2 separate regions of the Homo sapiens genome follow, and region 1 is linked to region 2. Evidence: chromatin loops called from intact Hi-C (ENCODE). Cell type or tissue: heart right ventricle. All regions are shown on one strand. Each heading gives the region's core, and the rest is flanking DNA. Links, peaks and the distances in the headings are about the cores only.

Evidence for each region. Hi-C counts contacts between places; a loop is a spot of excess contacts. Peaks named below come from ENCODE experiments on the same cell type or tissue, not always from the same donor. Only the 100,000 strongest peaks of a DNase experiment are listed, where the experiment ranks them.
Region 1: a loop joins it to region 2, with 2.4 times the contacts of the local background. A loop is called at or near these places in 19 of 110 quality-filtered maps.

Annotation. Positions count from the first base shown.
Region 1 is chr7:32,761,630-32,771,332 of GRCh38, reverse strand. LINC00997 (long intergenic non-protein coding RNA 997) reads right to left here. Exons shown (of 1, transcript NR_036501.1): 1 at 8,409-9,703. Among named protein-coding and RNA genes, the nearest start is that of LINC00997, 8.2 kb to the right of the region's middle. In heart right ventricle, for the core only: a CTCF peak has its summit at 5,491 (motif pointing left); no DNase peak of the experiment used is centred there.
Region 2 is chr7:33,045,457-33,055,065 of GRCh38, reverse strand. The region is part of intron 1 of NT5C3A (5'-nucleotidase, cytosolic IIIA); the gene reads left to right. It also overlaps the pseudogene RN7SL505P. Among named protein-coding and RNA genes, the nearest start is that of NT5C3A, 13 kb to the left of the region's middle. In heart right ventricle, for the core only: a CTCF peak has its summit at 4,142 (motif pointing right); no DNase peak of the experiment used is centred there; H3K27ac peaks cover 1,382 bases.

The DNA of each region.
Region 1 (9,703 bases), core at 771-8,770, 280 kb after region 2:
AAAAATGCCGGATAGTCAGGCATCCGGATTACTGGGCTGGCAGCTGCAGTATTAAATGATGTAGTCTGGATGGGCCTCTCTTAGAAAGTACCATGTGGGCAAAGATCTGAGGAAAGCAAGGATGTTGGACAAGCACATATCTGGGAGAAACATATTCTCAGAGGGGGAACTGCTCAAGTTCATGGGGAGGTGGCTCAGAGGCTCATTCTGACAAACATGAGTGCTGTTTGTTGCTGAAACTCAGAACCCTGGCAAATGCCATCGACTTTGAGGTGAATCTTGACTATTCTCTTCCTCAATTCAAGCAATCACCTGTCCCCAGTGTAAGTAGGGCATCAGGTTCTTGCCCCCAGCATAGGTGGGTTTAATCACCAGGTGAACCTGCTGAGGTGTTTGTTGCCTGGAACGAAGCCTCAATCGGCATTGGCTATAGTTAGCACTTTTACCAGCTCTGCAAATGGATGCGAATGGTCCCTTAGCTTGCCTGCCTCAGCCGCCTCAGCTGCCTCAGCTTTGTGTCCAAGAGGACAGTGTTACAGCAATGGCTGTCTATTGGCAAAGAAAGGAGCACGTTGCTTTTCTTTGAAGATGCAGTCTTCAGTCTCCAAAGCATGGTCCAGAACTAGGATGGGGGTGGGGAGAGTGGGGAAGTGGGGGCCAAGTCTGAAAATCCTGGGGGTCTGTGAAGTCAAAACTATTTTTCTAACAGTATTAAGATGTTACTTGCCTTTTTCATTTTTGTTCTGTCATGTGTACAGTGGAATTTTCCAGAGGTTACATGGCATGTTATAATGCAACAGATTAAGTGCAGAGGGAGATTAAAATACTCTTTTTTTTGCTAACTACATATTTGTGAGGACTGATTTTCCTTATATATTTCCATCAAAACAGCATATTGCAACAGATTGAATGCAGAAGATATGAAAATCTGTCTTCTATTAAGTCAAACTTAAAGAGATTTGCATAAAGTTAAAACAATGTCACTTTTCTCACTAAATTTTTGTTGAAAATAGTTATTTTCATATAAAAGATATTTCTGTTAATATAGTGAGTTTATTATTGTTATTTGTAAATGATTTATAAACAAATATTTTTTCATTTTAAAGTTTTAACATGAATGGATTATAAATATCCATGTAAATATCAATGCATACAATACACTTAAGCAATCATAAAGGACTTGTTTGGTCTTTTTGAGGCCAAAATATTTAAGAATGGCTGCTCTAGAGTGCTTTGATAAGGGATCACATCAGCATGTTGGTATAGCCCTCAAAACACCTCTGCAGAGGTGTCCTTCCTTGTTCCAAGACATCACATCAACACATGGCCATATTTCCCAACTTGGCTCTCATTTGGACATTTATATGCATACATAACCACATTAGATTAAAGTCTATCTTTATGTGAAAAAAATGCATTTAATCTCTAGTGGAAAGAGGAAGAATTAGAGATGTCTTGAGTTTACCAGCAGATATCTAGATGGTTAGAAGAAGTGATAAAGTTGGACTCTTAGGAGGTAACATTCGTATTCCAGTTGGACCAGGGGAAAACATTTAGATGTAAGCAAAGGAGGCCTACACAGTTCCTGGCCATGAGGTACGTGAGCTCTGACCCCCTGGGATGCTCCTAATTACCATCCCATTGAAGAGTTGCACCAGAGCCACCTGGATAAATCACCTGGGTGAGTTGCTGTAAATACAGATTTCCATGTTCTACTCAGAACCCAGTAAGTCAGAATCGAGGTTGGGGGTTCAGAAATCTGGATAAAAAATAAATTCCTTGAGTGATTCATGATGCAGCCAGGCTTGAGAACATTGGATTGGCCTCCTTAAAGTCTGTCAGATAGTTATGATGATGTTTGAGTTACACTGTTTGCCACAAATAGCTCTTCCAGTTGCCTACCATGGGCCCAAAGTCCCAAGCTTTGGTGATGAGTTCTTTGGGGTTAGAGCAGCAATATCTCCAGTGTTCCCTATATAGAGGATGAATCTTCTCCTGAGGAATGCTGTGTTCAGCTGTGCTCTGGGGCTAACATCACCGCATAGTGGGGTATTATGCACTTGAGATCTCCACCCTGGGGGACAAGGAAGGGCAGAAAGAATGAAAACAAGCAGGAGGAGACTCTTTGGATGAATATTGAAGTGGGAAACCAGGAGCAAAAGCTTAAGGATTCCAGGTCCCCTTGGCAGGCAAGAAGAGAACAGAAGATGGATATTGATTTCTTCTGAACTGACTCACAATGCTCTGTGGAGGAGCCAAGTCGTTTCTGCAAACTTTGAAAAATGTTGGCATCAGTGTTCCTGCTATCACTGGATGCTAGTCATAGATGATGGCTGTGAACACAGAGAAGGATCTTTCAGCTGTCTCTGCTGTTTTCTGTATGTAACCGAGACCCAGTTGATCACCTCCCTGTTTCTAGTCTGGCTCCCTTCTCTGCACTGCTTCCAAAATAACCTGAACACCCTTGAACCTGCCAGCTAGAGCAAAAAAGAGACTCTGCCAGCCCCTCTCTGTACATCTCCTCCCTCTCCCCACAAAGATATTTCAATCTGGACTCTTACAAAAAGTGATTTCCTGCTTTGCTTTAGAGTTTTATCACTGATATGGTTTGGCTCTGTGTCCCCACCCAAATCTCATCTTGTAGCTCCCATAATTCCCACGTGTTGTGGAAGGGACCCAGTGGGAGATGACTGAATCATGGGGATGGGTCTTTCCTGTACTGTTCTTGTGATAGTGAATGGGTCTCACAAGATCTGATGGTTTTAAAAATGGGAGTTTCTCTGCACAAGGTTGCTCTTTGACTGCTGCCATCCATGTAAGATGTGACTTGCTCCTCCTTGCCTTCTGCCATGATTGTGAAGCCTCCCCAGCCATGTGGAACTGTAAGTCCAATAAACCTCTTTCTTTTGTAAATTGCCCAGTCTTGGGTATGTCTTTATCAGCAGTGTGAAAAATGGACTAATACAATTACCTATGTGTGCATTGCCAAATATGATAATTTAATTTTGGCTAGTTTTGAATTTCATATAAATGAGATCATATGATATCTTTAATGTCTCTGTCTTTGACCTTTATATTATGTTTTTAGAAGTTTTTTTATGTTGCTGCAAGCATATGCAGTTTCTTCATTTTTTTTTGTTGCTGTAAAGTATTCCATTGTATGAAATATACCATAGTTTATTTATCTATTCTACTGCTAATGGGCATTTGTTTTGCCTCCAATTTGAGGCTCTTATAATTAGTGCTATTAAGAATATTTTTTCATATCTATTATGGTGTATATCAGTCTGATAGTCTTTGATTATTAACTGGGGCATTTAATCTCTTTGCACTTATAATTACTAATAAGTTTGGATAAAAAAACCACCATCTTCCTATGTGTTTTCTGTTTATCCTAGCTGTTTTATGTCCCTGTTTCTCTCTTTTCTTGCTTTCTTTCAAATTGTTTGAGTGACTTGTCACTCAGCTTTCCTTCTCTTTTAGTCTGAAAGATATGTATTTTTGCATTTCTATTATTTCAGTGATGACTCTGAAATTGTAACATTCATTCTTGGTGTATCAATGACTAATCTTAATCCACATTTTGCATGCAAGATAATTCAAGGAACTTGAAACTATTTAACTACATTTAATCGCCTCTTGATTTCTATGCTATTGTTGTGTGTAAGAATTTTTTTTTTTTTTCAGGCGGAGTTTCCCTCTTGTTGCCCAGGCTGGAGTGCAATGGTGCAATCTTGGCTCACTGCAACCTCCTCCTCCTGGGTTTAAGTGATTCTCCTGCCTCAGCCTCCCAAGTAGCTGAAATTACAGGCGGCCCCCCACCATACCCAGCTAATTTTTGTATTTTTAGGAGAGACGGGGTTTCACCATGTTGGCCAGGCTGGTCTCGAACTCCTGACTTCAGGTGATCCACCCTCCTCGGCCTCCCAAAGTGCTGGGATTACAGGCGTGAGCCACCATGCCCAGCCATGTAAAAATATTAATATTGAGTCACCTCCTTGGAACAGCTTTGGAGTCTCTCAGCAATCTGAAAACCATGAGACCAGAAGATATAAGACTCCATCCACTTTAACATTCTGTAAGCCTGGAATTGCACTTTGAAAATGTTAACTGGACCAGCCCTGTTGCAGATAATGTATTCTTAAAATGCAATTGCAGAGAAATGAGGCATGGGTTTTTCATGTTTCCAAAAACACAGAGATTGGCACCTAAACAGTTATGGCCCTCTCCCTTCAATTGAATGCAATTGGAAAGCTTCAGGGAACACTAGTCAATCTGCATATAAGATGAGGTATATTCAAATGATGTTGAAAAAATTGGAGTTAGCAGCAGGTTTGTAGCTCACCTAAGATAATTCTAGAAGAGCAGAATCACTTTATTTCCTGCTAAAGATATTTTTGTTTTCCTTTTTTCTCTCAGACTCAGGCTTGTGGCCTTTTCTGATTGACATGGCAAGTTGGTGTCTTTCCACTTTCTCCTTGATGAAGCACCTGCATCCAATATGAATTTAAAGAGGCTCTGTAAAGTAATTCAACAGCAGCAAATATGCTATTTAAAAATGAGTCAATCCAAGATATGTAAATCTAAGGAAGGTTTTAGATTGAAGCAGTTGTTTTATAAAATACACATGTCCAAAGACACTTTTTTTAGTGGAGGCAACTTGCTGAAGAAGAATTTGAAAGGATCTTTTAACATTTATAAACAGACCAATTTGAAATTGCCTAGAAAATAAGTAAGCTCCAAGAAGAACATACCTATGGCCATGCTATTTTTTGAAGACAAAAATGGAGCTACAAAATTAAACAAAGGATGTATTTCATGTTGGAATTTGTAGAAGTCTTAGAGCGGGATAATGAAAATAAATAAAATTACTAAATAAAATAACTATGAGATCCCAATAATTTTGCCACCATCTTTGGGAATAACTAAAGCTGATAAACTAGAGACTAATACTTTGGTGCCAATTCCAACTCCTTGCACTGTACAAAGGGGGAAAAGTATCTTAATGCATAAGAAATTATGAGACAGCACAAATAAAGACCAATCTTTTATGCAGAAAGTTTCAATTAAAGTGAAATTCATATTTTAAATTACCAAATTATAAGTGGAAAAGTTTGTAATATTTTCAAAATGGTCTTCACTGAACTACCTCTATCTAGCCTGGAGGCTAGAGATGGAACTTAACTATCCACTTAAATTTATATGTATGTATTTGTGAAAGTTAAAACTTTAAATCTAATAAATTATCTGAATCAGTTAAAACAAAGTCATTATTATTTGGAAAACTAAATCTTGGCCATGATGAATATCTTGATTATTTTGATATATGAAATATGCAATGTAATTTTTATGTGGGGTTACATTTGGAATTTTCCTACATTTCATATTTAGTAAATGGATTTATTATAAGAACAGTGATTTTTTTTAAAGAACGAATTTAATAAGTAACTGCGTTTTGAAATTTTGATTTACAGATCATTATTGCCATCTGCTGGTTAAATAGTTTAATGGCATTTTTTTCCCAGTTGCTTTACTAAAAGACAAAGGAAAAACTGAGGCAAGTTTTAGATATCCATAACCGGATTAGAGATCTCTATGTAAGACAAATAATTTGCAGCCAGGTGCAGTGGCTCATGCCTGTAATCCCAATACCTTGGGAGGCAGAGGCGGCAGGAGTGTTTGAGGCTAGGAGTTTTAGACCAGCCTGGGCAACATAGTGATACCCTGTCTCTACAAAAATAAACAAATTAGCTGTGTGTGGTGGCCTGCACCTGTAGTCCAAGCTACTCAGGAGGCTGAGGCAGGAGGATCGCTTGAGCCCAGGAGTTCAAGGTTGCAGTGAACACCATCACACTTTAGCCTGTGTGACACAGTGAGACCCTATCTTGAGAACAGCAACAAAAAAAGCTAAATCATGAGGCATGTCTGTTTCAAAGATAAGATAATGCAAGAATATATTGCATCATACCTAATTATAATGTGCTATTTTAATTGACAATTCATCATAGATTAAATTATCAGGCTAACTGCTTTAAGTTATTGTCATTAGTTAGTATGCAGCTAAAATGCGACTAAAATAACCATTGAAAATAACGAGGTCAAAATAAGTGACCTCTGTTAGAGAGGCTGTAAAAACATGAAAACATCCATGATTCTATTTAACCGCACATAAAACTAAGTGTCATGATTTCCCTCTTATACACAAATCTACTCCTCTCCTTAGTAGGAGTAGATACATAATGATTTAGGCAACTATCTCTGTTAACTAATGAACCTAAAACATGTACTACTGTTCAATAATTACTAACATATCACTTGATGACAAACAAACCAAGTGAGCAAAATATTAATTGGAAGTGTTGGCAAAAATAGCAATAACTTTTGCACCAACCTAAAAATCCTCACTACTGCACTATAGGATGGCCAGTCTAGAACATAATAAAGGAACATTTGTTTAAGCACGTGCTTTGTTTTTGATGCTTTACAAGCATTAATTCATTCGATCACATCATCAGTAAGACAAATATAACTGTCTTCATTTTTCAGATGAGGAAATTAATCCTAGAGTGGCTAAATTACTAGCTCAAGGTCATACATTGGTAATCTTCCTATATGAGTCCCCTGTGTAAAAGATTTAGAGCAGCACATGGCACACAGTTAATTTTATGTGTTACTAAACATATGAATCATAAAATATATCCTGCTTCATTTTTCCTTTAACACTATATCATGACTATTTTCCCATATTATTAAATATCCATGCAAAATGACTTTAGTGGCTGTAATGCTTCATTATATGAATGTTTCATAACTTAGTGTTTGGCATTGAGGCCATTTCTATTTTTTCAACGATATAAATAATAGCACAATGAACATTCTTATAAAAAGATTAATTTTTTAAATGATAAAATGACCAGATTTGCACTTTCAAGGACTAGATCATGGGTAAGAGCATATTTTATCCCACCAGGACACCAAGTGATGCAAAAGGCAGTTGGAAACTCCAGAAGAAACAAACTGACTAAAAAGAAAAACAATCACTCCACTTCACTTATTGTTGCAAAAAAATTAAAAAGTCATACTTTAAAATAAGGTCCTTTATTTTGAGTTTGCCTAGCCATTCAAGAATATATTCTTAACAACCACCATAAATACTTTGTATTTTAAATGCAGTATTGGACAGATAGAATTTATTAGCTGTTAAAACTTGGGCAAATAACTACATCCTGATGCTTGATTTTAAAATTTGCATATAGTTATTGCATGAATTAAGTAAGAAAACATTTTGAGCACCAAACACAATGCCAGGAATGTAGAAATGCTCCTTAAAAAAAAATCTCCCAAAACAAGAAATGAACAGTAATAGCACTTACTGAATTTAAATGAATGACAAGATAAATAGTACTGTCAGTTAAGTGCTCTAGACCTTCAGAAAAAGCATAATTAATATGGACTGGAGAAATGGGCTGGGGCTTGGAAGGTGATAGCATTCAGATGGGCAGGGAGAAAAGGATGTAAAAGCCAAGGGGTGGCTTTTCCATATGAGTAAAGGAATTCAGCAGTTATGGTGTCTCAGGCTGTGGACCTCACCTGAAATGACTGGGATGGAAGATTTGTGCCTGAGGAAGTGGGAAATTAAAGTTGAAAAGGTATATTGGGCAATTATTGAAGGCATTGGTGAGCAAGCCTAGGACTTGATTTGTGGGCTATGGGGAGCCATGAACATTTTTGTGCTGTGTTGCATCAGGAAAAATTAACCTGGCCACAATGAGCCATGATTTAGACTGGTCAGTTAGGATATGGGAGTTCAATTTGATCCATCATCAGACAGATGGGAAGTGAAGCGGTGTGGGCTCCATCCAGCATATGGCCCGTGACAAGAGGACATGGAAAATGTCAGTGGCCCCAGTGCATCTGTGCCAGCCGCTTTGGCCTCCTGTAGGGCTGCGCGGTGACTGGGAGCTAAGGGCTCCCCTCTTAGTTGGTCCTGGCTGGTGCTGAAAGCGCTTGAGCACACCGCTCCTAGGGCTGACGACTTCTGAGGAACCTTATTTTAAAAGCATTTTGCTTTAAGATTCAGTAAACGCTGTCCCATGCCAAGGAATTGGCGTCAACCTGAGGCTCTGGGATCAGACCCACCGGACTCAGGCCGGCTCTGCCACGTGTTGCCCGCAGTCTCGGCCCGTTCCCTCCGCATTGACAGCGGGCACTGACTGTCCGATACCCCAGCGATCGTAGGAGAGCAGAGACGTTCCTAATGCCGCGGGCACCACGGGCGGGCCTGCGGGTCCGTTGGCTTTCCTGACACACTTCCTACAGTCATTTCTTTCAGCTGAGATCTTCCCCTTTAATACTTCGTTAATTTGTGGCAGGACGAGTCGCAGACAAAACTCCTCAGACACCAGATTAAAGAAGGAAGAGGTTTTTTATTCGGCCGGGAGCGTCGGCAGACTCGTGTCTTAAGAGCGGAGCTCCCCGAAAAAGAAATTCCTAGGCCTTTTAAGGGCTTACAACTCTAAGGGGTCTACGTGAAAAAGTCATAATAGATCAAGTAAGCGTGAAAAACGTGACTGGGGGCTACATACATCAGCTAACAGAACAAAAAGTTTTACAGTACTTTCTCATACAGTGTCTGGAATTTACACATAACACCAATAGTTTTGGTCAGGGGTTAATAATATTATTATTATTTTAGCCACCAGGGCCAGGTGGTGGTGCCAAGGTCCTCCAGCTATTTATCTTACTTCTGTTTCTTTCTAACTTTTTGCTTTCTCCCTTTTCTCCTGTCTTATAAAATAGGGAATAGGAGAGGTTGGGGAGAAACTGAGAAGGACAATAGGAGAAGTGGTGACCTCATACCATAAATTAACGTGTAACCTTTTGGTTAAAATGTCAAAGCTAAGACTAAACTCGAAGAAAAGAATTAAATCACGGGAAGTTCTTCAGACTTAGTCGCCAGCAAGGTTATGGCCCGAAGTGGTGCAGGGGCGGCACGCGGGGAAGCGACTGGCAGAGCTGTGCGCACTGGGGGTGCTGCAGGCGCTGGGGAGAGTGTGGAGAGGCTGCGTGGAGCTGCGCGCTCGGGGTGGGGGCTGCACTCCCAGTGAAGCGCGTGAAGGGCGAGCGGTGATGGGTTCTGCGCCAGTGGGGCTGGGAGCGTGTGGGGGGCTGTACGTGCAGCTGCCGCAAGGTGGAGAGTGCACGTGTGGGCTTGGGGACTACGCGCACCGGGGGCTGAAGGCGTTGGGGAGGGTGTGGGGGGCTGTGCGTGGGGCTGCCCTCACTGGAAGCTGCACGCTCAGGGAAGCTCGGAGGCGGGGGTCCTGCGAGTGCTGGGGAGCACGTGGGGGGACACGCAGGGACTGCCCGCGCAAATGGCTTCGAACGCATGCTCCCCACCCCACATTTCACAGTCGCCATGACGACCAGGAGGTCCGCAAGGGCTGCGGGGACAAGTCCGTTGAGGCTGCCAGGCAAGTCAGGCCTTTCTGGACCTCGCCTGACTGAGCTGGGCTGTGCCTGAAATTGACCCAGCTCCGCCAGGGATTATAAGAAAACAAGTAGTAAGCTCAAAGCCGCTACAATCTTCCCGCCCTGGAGCCAGAGGTGGAAAAGTCGGCCCTATGCGGCGGGAACCTGCCAAGGGGCGCCCCAAGGTGCTCCACGCGGAGGATCCGAAATCTGAAAGCACAAAAAGGCTTGG
Region 2 (9,609 bases), core at 1-8,000:
GGTGTGAGCCACCATGCCCGATAGCATGTATCTTTTGTTTACCCCGAGTAAAGATATATTCATTCACACTTGAAATATCTAGATTTTAAGTAGCTCTCAACACATAGCCACCTCCTTTGTATGTCCTAGTGAGATGTGGAAGCTAATCTCCCAATTATGTGTCACAACTAGCTTCAAAACTATAGACCTAACAGTACTCCAAAATGAATGCAGATTGAGCATCCCTAATCTGAAAATCTGAAATCCAAAACTCTTCAAAATCTGAAGCTTTTTGAACGCTGACATGATGCCACACAAGTGGCTGAGATATTGACACCTTTGCTTTCTGATGGTTAAGAGTACACAAATTTGTTTTAGCCACAAAATTGTGTAAAATATTTTATAAAATTACTTTTAGGCCATGTATATAAGGTAGATGTGAAACATAAATGAATTTCATATTTAAACTTGGGCACCATCCCCAAGATATAATGTATGTGCAAATATTCCAAAATCCCAAAATACCCGAAATCTGGTCCCAAGCAGTTTGGGTAAAGGATACTCTCAACCTGTGTAAGGTTGTGAGACATAGCAACAAAAGGCTATGTGATAAAGAAACAGGAAATGACATTGCATAATGATTCATGGCTGTGGTGATGTTTGAAGGATAAAAATCATGATTGTTCCAGTTTGAAAAACAGAGAAATACATTAAATTCTTTTTTTTTTTTTTTGAGGCAGGGTCTTACTCTGCCACCCAGGCTGGAGTGCAGTGGCACCATCATGGCTCACTGCAGCTTTGACCTGCTTGACTCAAGTGATCCTCCTACTTCAGCCTCCCAGGTAGCTGGGACTACAGGTGCATGCCACCATGCCTGGCTTATTTTTGTATTTTTTGTAGAGATGGGGTTTTGCCATGTTGCCCACCTGGTCTCAAACTCCTGGCTTAAGCGATCCTCCTACCTCTACCTCCCAAAGTGCTGGGATTACAGACATGTGCCACCATGCCCAGCCCATTAAACTCAACATTATCAAAGGCTATATTCAAGATGATCTTGAATTCCCAAATTTGTAAACGTGGAAATGTTTGTACCAGGCATGTATGACTTTGTCCTTTCAAATCATGTTTGTCAGGTTTCCTGTAGATTATCCATATGCCACAAGTTAACCACATTTTCAACTTTAATGCAAAGTTGTTCTCTTATCTAGTGAGCTACTTGTATATTAGCTAGAAACAGCTCCTTCCTGAAACAGTTTTAGCTTTACAATTTTTTTTCTCTTTCCTTTTGTTGTGAATTCATTTACCTAACAGATGGAGTCCCCTTTGAACTGGATACTTAATTTTAAATTTATTCACAAATTTTTTTCTGACTAAAAGCCATTACTTCTTTCTTTCTTTCTTTCAGTCATTTATTTATTTATTTTAAGAAATGGGATCACAGTCTGTGAGCCAGGCTGGAGTGCAGTGGTACAATCATAGCTCATTGCAACCTCGACCTCCTGGGCTCAAACCGTCTTCCCCCCTCAGCCTCCCAAGTAGCTGGGATTACAGACATGTGCCACCATGCCTGACTAATTTTATTTTTAGAGACAGGGTCTTGTGGCTGGGCACGGTGGCTCACGCCTGTAATCCCAGCACTTTGGGAGGCCAAGGTGGGCAGATCTTGAGGTCAGGAGTTCTGGAGCAGCCTGGCCAACATGGTGAAACCCTGTCTCTACTAAAAATACAAAAATTAGCCAGGCGTGGTGGCACAAACCTGTAATCCCAGCTACTCAGGAGGCTGTGGCAGGAGAATTACTTGAACCCGGGAGGCAGAGGTTGCCGTGAGCCAAAATTACACCATTGCACTCCAGCTCTGGGCAACAGAGCAAGACTCTGTCTCGAAAAAAAACAAAAACAAAAACAGACAGTGTCTTGTTATGTTGCCCAGGCTCATTACATCTTTAGATCCTTTTACTTTCTTCACCTCGGTTACCAATACTAGCCATTGATTGGCGGGCAAGAGGTGGGCATTTTTTCCTACAATACAGCAATTTTTTACAACCTGGCTAAGGCTCCTAAGAGCTGGTTATATAAACCATGACAACTAGAGAAGGATGAAACCTTATTTTGAAATACAGGATCCCATATACTAGTGTTTTACACCAATGGTACTCAAAGAGTGGTCCCAGACCATGGCATCAACATTGAGCAGGAACTTGTTATATATGCGAGTTATCTAGTCCTACTCCAGACAAACAATCAGAAACTTTGAGGTTGGACCCAGCAGTCTGTTTTAACAAGCCTGCAGGTGATTGTGATGTGTGCTAAAGCTTGAGAATCATTTAAGTAAACAATTAAAATTCTTACTACAGCAAAATGCAAATTTTATGTGTAACAAAACTTCCAGGTTACTTGCTCACAAATAATAGAATCGGTGCTGCCAGACAATTACTGTATAAAGAGAGAGTGATGAGGATATAGAAAAATAGGTACTTTCATTTACTTTATTAAAGGCAGTATACATTGGTTAAATGAATGATGGTGCATTTGTATAATAAAATATTGGGCAGCTGTGAAAAAAAAATCTGTATAACTTTTTTTTTTTTTTTTTTTTTTTTTGAGACCGAGTCTCTCTCTGTTGCCCAGGCTGGAGTGTAGTGATGCGATCTTGGCTCACTGCAACCTCTGTCTCCCAGCTTCAAGTGATACTCGTGGTGCCTCAGCCACCTGAGTAGTTGGTATTACAGGCACCTGCTACCACGCCTGGCTAATTTTGTATTTTTAGTAGAGACGAGGTTTCACCATGTTGGCCAAGCTGGTCTCGAACTCCTGACCTCAGGTGATCCACCTGCCTCAGCCTCCCAAAGTGCTTGGATTACAGGTGTGAGCCACTGTACCGGGCTATGTTAACATTTTAAAAAGCTCAAGAAATGGTGACAAGGGGAAAAGGCAAGTTGCAGAACAGTTGTGCTCCCAAAAGAAATACACATGTATATCCTTATGTCATTGGAAATTAAAAAACAAAACAAAACAAAACAAAACAAAAACTTTAGAAGCTGTTTCTAGTTTTACTAATGACAGTGGACTTGGGAGGATGAGACCAGGAAGGGAGACTTCAACTTTTTCATCCTTTAACTTTTTATATTGTTTGACATATCATGAGCATGTATTGCTTTTATATATTTTTTAAATCGGTTTTTTAAAAGCAACAAGATTTTTTAAAGTGTGTTGGGACCACATTGTAGAACATCTCTATTAGTATAAGATATTTGCAATTTATTTGCTAGAGAGGCTTTGGGTATGGTTTTTAAAATAAGTGATACCATCTGGAATGTGTTTTGATACAATTAAACTGATAACTGAGCACGCACTAAATTAATATTATTAGAATCTGGAGGTGGGGAGCAGGAATTAAAATAAGCCTGTATTAAAGATAATGAAGTATTAAACTGTTATGGGAGCAGTAGAAAGAGGAAGACAGAAAAGAGATGGATTGCAGAGGTGAAATCTATAGGACTTTATATTTTTTGCACAGTGTTTTGGATTATCCTTAATGTTCATAGTAGTTTGAATGTTCCTGTGTATTTTATGTTAAATAGTTTCCATATTTACCTCTTTTGTTTGCTTTAAAAATAGTTCAGTTGGCCAGGCGTGGTAGCTAACGCCTATAATCCCAGCACTTTGGGAGGCCGAGGCGGGCGGATCACAAAGTCAGGAGTTCGAGACCACCCTGACCAACATGGTGAAACCCCATCTATACTAAAAATACAAAAATTATCTGGGAGTGGTGGCAGATGCCTGTAATCCCTGCTACCCAAGAGGCTGAGGCAGGAGAATCACTTGAACCCCAGAAGCAGAGGTTGCAGTGAGCCAAGATTGCACCATTGCACTCCAGCCTGGGCAACAGAGTGAGACTCCATCTCAAAAAAAATAAATAAATAAAAAATAAAAATAAAAATAGTTCAGGTATTACATATTTAGAGAGAGTTATTAAAGAGAGAGATATATAAAGAATCTTAAGTCCTATTTTAATCTTTATTCTCTTTTAAATTAGAGGTTGTAGTTTATATCTTCAGCCTAACAACTTGACATGTAATGTCATTAAACCATACCTGATAGGTTTTTTTTCTCTCCTTAAAAACAGCAGTAGGGAAATCTATACAATTCAGTTTTTCCATCAGCAGGTGGCAGACTTCTCTGGCCATTGTGACACACTGCTATTCTATATCAAATTATCTTTCTTGTGTTACGCACTTTTATGTTAACTCTCAGAGTTGCTTAAACCATTAATCTATACAATTTAAACCAAGTAAGACAACTTTCTGCCATTATAGACTTAAATGCCATTTTGTCATTTTTTTCATATATGTTGTTTATCTTCCTCATTTTCAAGGTGCTGATAGATTACAAAGTAGTTTAGCAGTTCATTAAAGAGTTGCTTCATTTGTTTGCCAAGTTCCTTCTTGTAATTAGGTGGAAGTAGAGAGCCAGTGCTTGCAAGATCCTTCCTGTCCCCATTCTGTCTTCTCTACTGCCTTGTCAGAAGGCATAGCCTTCTCCTTTGCCTTATCTCCGATATCATTAGTTAGGCAGACTTTTCCCAGTGAAAAAGATCAGTTTTTCAGTCTATCTGGATTTCTCTGTCAAATGGTTAGGGTTCTAAGGGAACAAGTTGCTAGATAAAATTCAGTGAGACAGGAAAAAGTTGAGAACCCAAGCATTATATACAGCATAGCAAAATGTTGCAAAATAGAAACTTACTATAGTCGGCTTAAGAAAAAAGGAGGCTTCACTGGGACTAGAACTAGAAAGCAGTTAGAAACTGACTCCCATTTGGGTTAATTTGGCACTGTGCTATTGTTTGGTAACTAGGGAAAAACTAAAATTTAGAGGTGCCTACGTTGACCAAGTATACTCTACGCATTTATTTAGTCCTTAAAACACAGTCTAGCTGTAGTTACTTTCCTAATTTTCTGTTAACTCACTTAGGAAATAGCTAGTTAAGTAGCACAGTCAGCATTCGTTTGATTCTTGTACTCTGAAGCTTTTGGATAAAGTTTCCCTGTTTGGGTAATTTAAGCAGGTGTACATTTGTTGCCAATTTTTATGTAATTTTTTTTTTTTTTTTTTTTTTTGAGATGGAGTCTCCCTCTGTCGCCCAGGCTGGAGTGCAGTGGTGCGATCTTGGCTCACTGCAAGCTCCATCTCCCGGGTTCACGCCATTCTCTCGCCTCAGCCTCCCAAATAGCTGGGACTACAGTCACCTGCCACCACGCCTGGCTAATTTTTTTGTATTTTTAGTAGAGACGGGGTTTCACCGTGTTAGCCAGGATGGTCTCGATCTCCTGACCTTGTGATCTGCCTGTCTCGGTCTCCCAAAGTGCTGGGATTACAGCCGTGAGCCACTGTGCCCGGCCTGTTGTCAATTTTTAAAATTTTGATGTCTTTCTAAGCTAGATAAATAGAATAAAAATTCTATTTTGTGTACAATATGTACATAAAAGAGATTTTGTCACATGTTCCTAATTTTGGTAAGATAGGAAACTCTAGTGTTCCATAATTTTTATTCTGTAATTCTTTGTGTGTGGCTTATTTAGTAATGATATACAGTATCTTTTTCCTTTAACAAGTTATAGAATCTATGGCTTGAACAGAAGACAATCTTGTAAGGGAATGGGGTGGTCTTTGAAAGTTTAGTAGTTGGTAAGTCCTTGGTTCAAATCTCAGCTCTGCCACATTTTAATGGTTTATCCTTGGACAAGATACTAAACTTTTCTAAGCTTCAATTTCCAGTTATCTAGAATGGGGATGATTCACCTAAATACTCTTATGCCTTGTTTACTTCAGGGTATTATATTAAGAATGTATTTTGACTTTGTCAGGCAATGTTGCTATAAGGCCTAATAATAATAATTAATAAAGAATATGTTCTTAGTGTTTGTATTTTATTTCACTTGATGTTTTAAAGTAATTATATTTTGGAGAATTCTAACAGTATACTATTCTAAGTGCCTTCCTGGATTAAGATTGAAAAAGAGATGATATACATAAAGTTGTAAACAGTGCTTACCACGTAGTAGTTATTCAATACATATTGTCCTATCTTCTCCCTTCTGTTAATAAAGCTAATTTTGTTCAACTTACTTTTAGACATGATACTCTCTTAAAGTAGATTTAATTATGTAATGCATTAAAAAATTATCTCTAAACAATATTCCATTTGAGCCCTCAGATTTGGAGATAGCAGAATGTTTGGTGATGTCATACATCTTTCTTAAAGTTTAAAAAGATGGGATATGGGGAGATATCCAGCATTATGCCAAATTTTGAGCAACAATTTGTAACCTGAGCACTTAGCACTGTAGAAAACAGGGCCTGATCCCCTGAATGCCTGCCATAATCATTGGAGATGATTAAAGTGACCCGGGGGTCTTGGAGGCATTGCATATATAATTATTTAATTTTGAGCTACTGAAATTTAATTTGGCTAAAACTATGCAAGAAACATAAGTTACTATAGATAATAAAGCTTTCATATATGTTTTACCCACTTTTGAATCCCCTCTAGTACACTTATAGCAAGCATAGATCGATCATGTGATTCACTATAGATTTCAGAAAACTAACTTATGAGGTCCACATTCATGGGTTTCCAGTCATGTGACCTAACTTTAAAGAAGTCTTAATAATTGGACTCATGAGTACCTGAATTATGATCCAGCTTTTTATAAGGAATTTGTTTATTTTAAACTATTTACCAGGCCGGGCAAGGTGGCTCATACCTGTAATCCCAGCACGTTGGGAGGTGGAGGCAGGAGGATCACCTGAGCCTAAGAGTTAGAGACCAGCCTGGGCAAAATAAGGGGACCTCATCTCTACTAAAAATCAAATACATCAAAAAAAAACCACACACACACACACACACACAAATCAAATGTATCAATACTATAAATGAAGACGCCATTTATGGTATTATCTTACATCCTGTTTTCTTGGACCTGACCTACCTATTGCAACATAAATGTCATTTCCTCTAAAAGTTTATTTAAATACAGAATTTAATCCTATTTAAGTAAGAAATCAAAAGACACACACACACACACACACATACACATATAAAAGCCAGGTGTGGTGGCACATGCCTATAGTTCCAGCTACTTGAGAGGCTGAGGCAGGAGGATCACTTGACCCCAGAAGGTTGAGGCTGGTAAGCTAAGATCATACCACTGCACTCCAGTCTGGGTGATAGAGTGAGACCCTGTCTCAAATAAATAAATAATTTATCTATTTTATTTTGTATTGATTCTTTTTATATCATACAATACACGTTGATATAAAAGTGAATCTAGATGAGCAAAAGAAATCTATAATTTTCACCACCTTAAAAGACCCCCGTTTTAGTAAGTGTACTTCCTTTATTTTTCTATGTATATAATTAAGTATAATTTTTTTACCCAAATGAAGTCATTCTGTAATGTTTTAAATCAAGATTGTTTACTTAATTTGTTTATAAATTTATACTTATATTTTCATAACTATATTGTATTTATGCTATTATATCACATGGATATCATAACTATTTAAAAATGTATTTAATTGATGCATAGTATTCAACTCAAGTTATCACCCGCCAGTCCTTCATATGATTTCAGATAATTTTGCTACTAGTTACTATTAATTCATGAATTTAAATCTCAAAATAATTTTGTTTATTGTTCTCTTGCCTTAGTATTTACTTAATGTGTTTATGTGGCACAGTAAGAAGGAAGGGTAGTAAGTTAAATCTTAACTTTTTACTCCTCATTTAGATGTACTCGATATAGTGCACCAATAATAAAAGCTTAAATTGCATTACCTTTTTGCCATTTTTAATTTAACTTATAACAAAATAGTGATCTTAAACAATATTGTTTGTTTCTTTTTAAGGGCAGGAATACCAATTGTGAGATGTAGAAGGAGTCCAAAATTAAAACAGAAAGCTTTTCATCTTGTTTCATTTCAATCATAGAGATTCAGCTATAATAAAATAAAAAGATTCGGGAGGCTGAGGTGAGAGGATCGCTTGAGCATAGGAGTTCAAGACCAACCTACTACACCCCATAGCAAGACCCGACTCTTAAAAAAAAAAAAAAAAGAAGCCAGGTGTGGCAGGGTGCACCTGTGGTCCCCACTACTCCAGAGGCTAAGGCAGTAGAATTGTTTGAACCCGGGAAGCAGAGGCTGCAGTGAGCCAAGATTGCACCACTGCACTCCAGCTTGGGCGACAGAATGAGACTCCATCTCCAAAAAAAAAAAAAAAGTCAGTGCTAAGCATCTTGAAATATTCAAACATATGGCATTTGAAAGGAGAGCCAGGAAAGACTCCCTTCATTTATGTTATTGTCTTACATCCTATTTTCTTGAACCTGACCTACCTATTGTAACATCAGTGTCATTTCTGCTAAAAGTTTAAAACAGAATTTAATGCTTTTTAAGTAAGAAAGTAAAAAAGATATAGTTCATGTTCAACAATTTTACTTGAGTTTTTGAAAATTAAATTACTTGATCTAGATTTTTGCAATTTTTTTTTTTTTGAGACAACCTCCCCCTGTCACACAGGCTGAAGTGCAGTGGCATGATTGTACTGCAGCCTCTACCTTCTGGGCTGAAGTGATCCTTCCACCTCAGCCTCCTGAGAAGTTGGGGCTACAGGCACATGCCACCACACTTGGCTAATTTTTTAACATTTTTTGTGGATACAGGGCCTCTGTATGTTGCCCAGGCTGGTCTCAAACTCCTGGGCTCAAGCAATCCTTCTACCTCGACTTCCCAAGGTGCTGGGATTACAGATGTGAGCCTCAGCCCCAGGCCTAGATTTTTGCAAAGTTTAAGAAATACATTGAGATGGGAACCATAGGTTCTCATCAGTTTGCATATACATATGTCTGTAAATTCATAAGGCTGCAATCAGTCTCACTCACAGTCATCTACTAGGATAAGTTTTTGCAGTGATCTTAAATGATAAAAAACATGAGGCTGGGCGTACTGGCCTAGCGCCTATGGTCCCTGGGAGGTTGAGGTGAAAGGATCACTTGAGCCCAGGAGTTCCAAGCTTTAGTGTGCTGTGCCAATCAAGTGTCTGCACTAAGTTCGGCATCAATATAGGAACCTCCTGGGAGCAGGGGACCACCAGGTTGCCTGAGGAGGGGTGAACTAGCCCTGGTTGAAAACAGAGCAGGTCCATACTCCTAAGCTGATCAGTGGTGGGGTCATGCCTGTGAATAGCCACCGTACTACAGCCTGGGCAACATAATGAGACCCTGTCTCTATGTTTTTTTAAAAAAAATTTTAATTAAAAAAAAAAATGAGGGCCGGGTGCGGTGGCTCACGCCTGTAATCCCAGCACTTTGGGAGGCCAAGGTGGGCGGATCATGAGGTCAGGAGATCGAGACCAGCCTGACAACATGGCGAAACCCCATCTCTACTAAAAATACAAAAATTAGCCAGGTGTGGTGGCGCACGCCTGTAGTCCCAGCTACTCGGGAGGCTGAGGCAGAAGAATCGCTTGAACTCAGGAGGCGGAGATTGCAGTGAGCCGAGATCGTGCCACTGCACTCCAGCCTGGGTGACAGAGTGAGACTCCGTCTCAAAAAAAAAAAAAAATTTTTC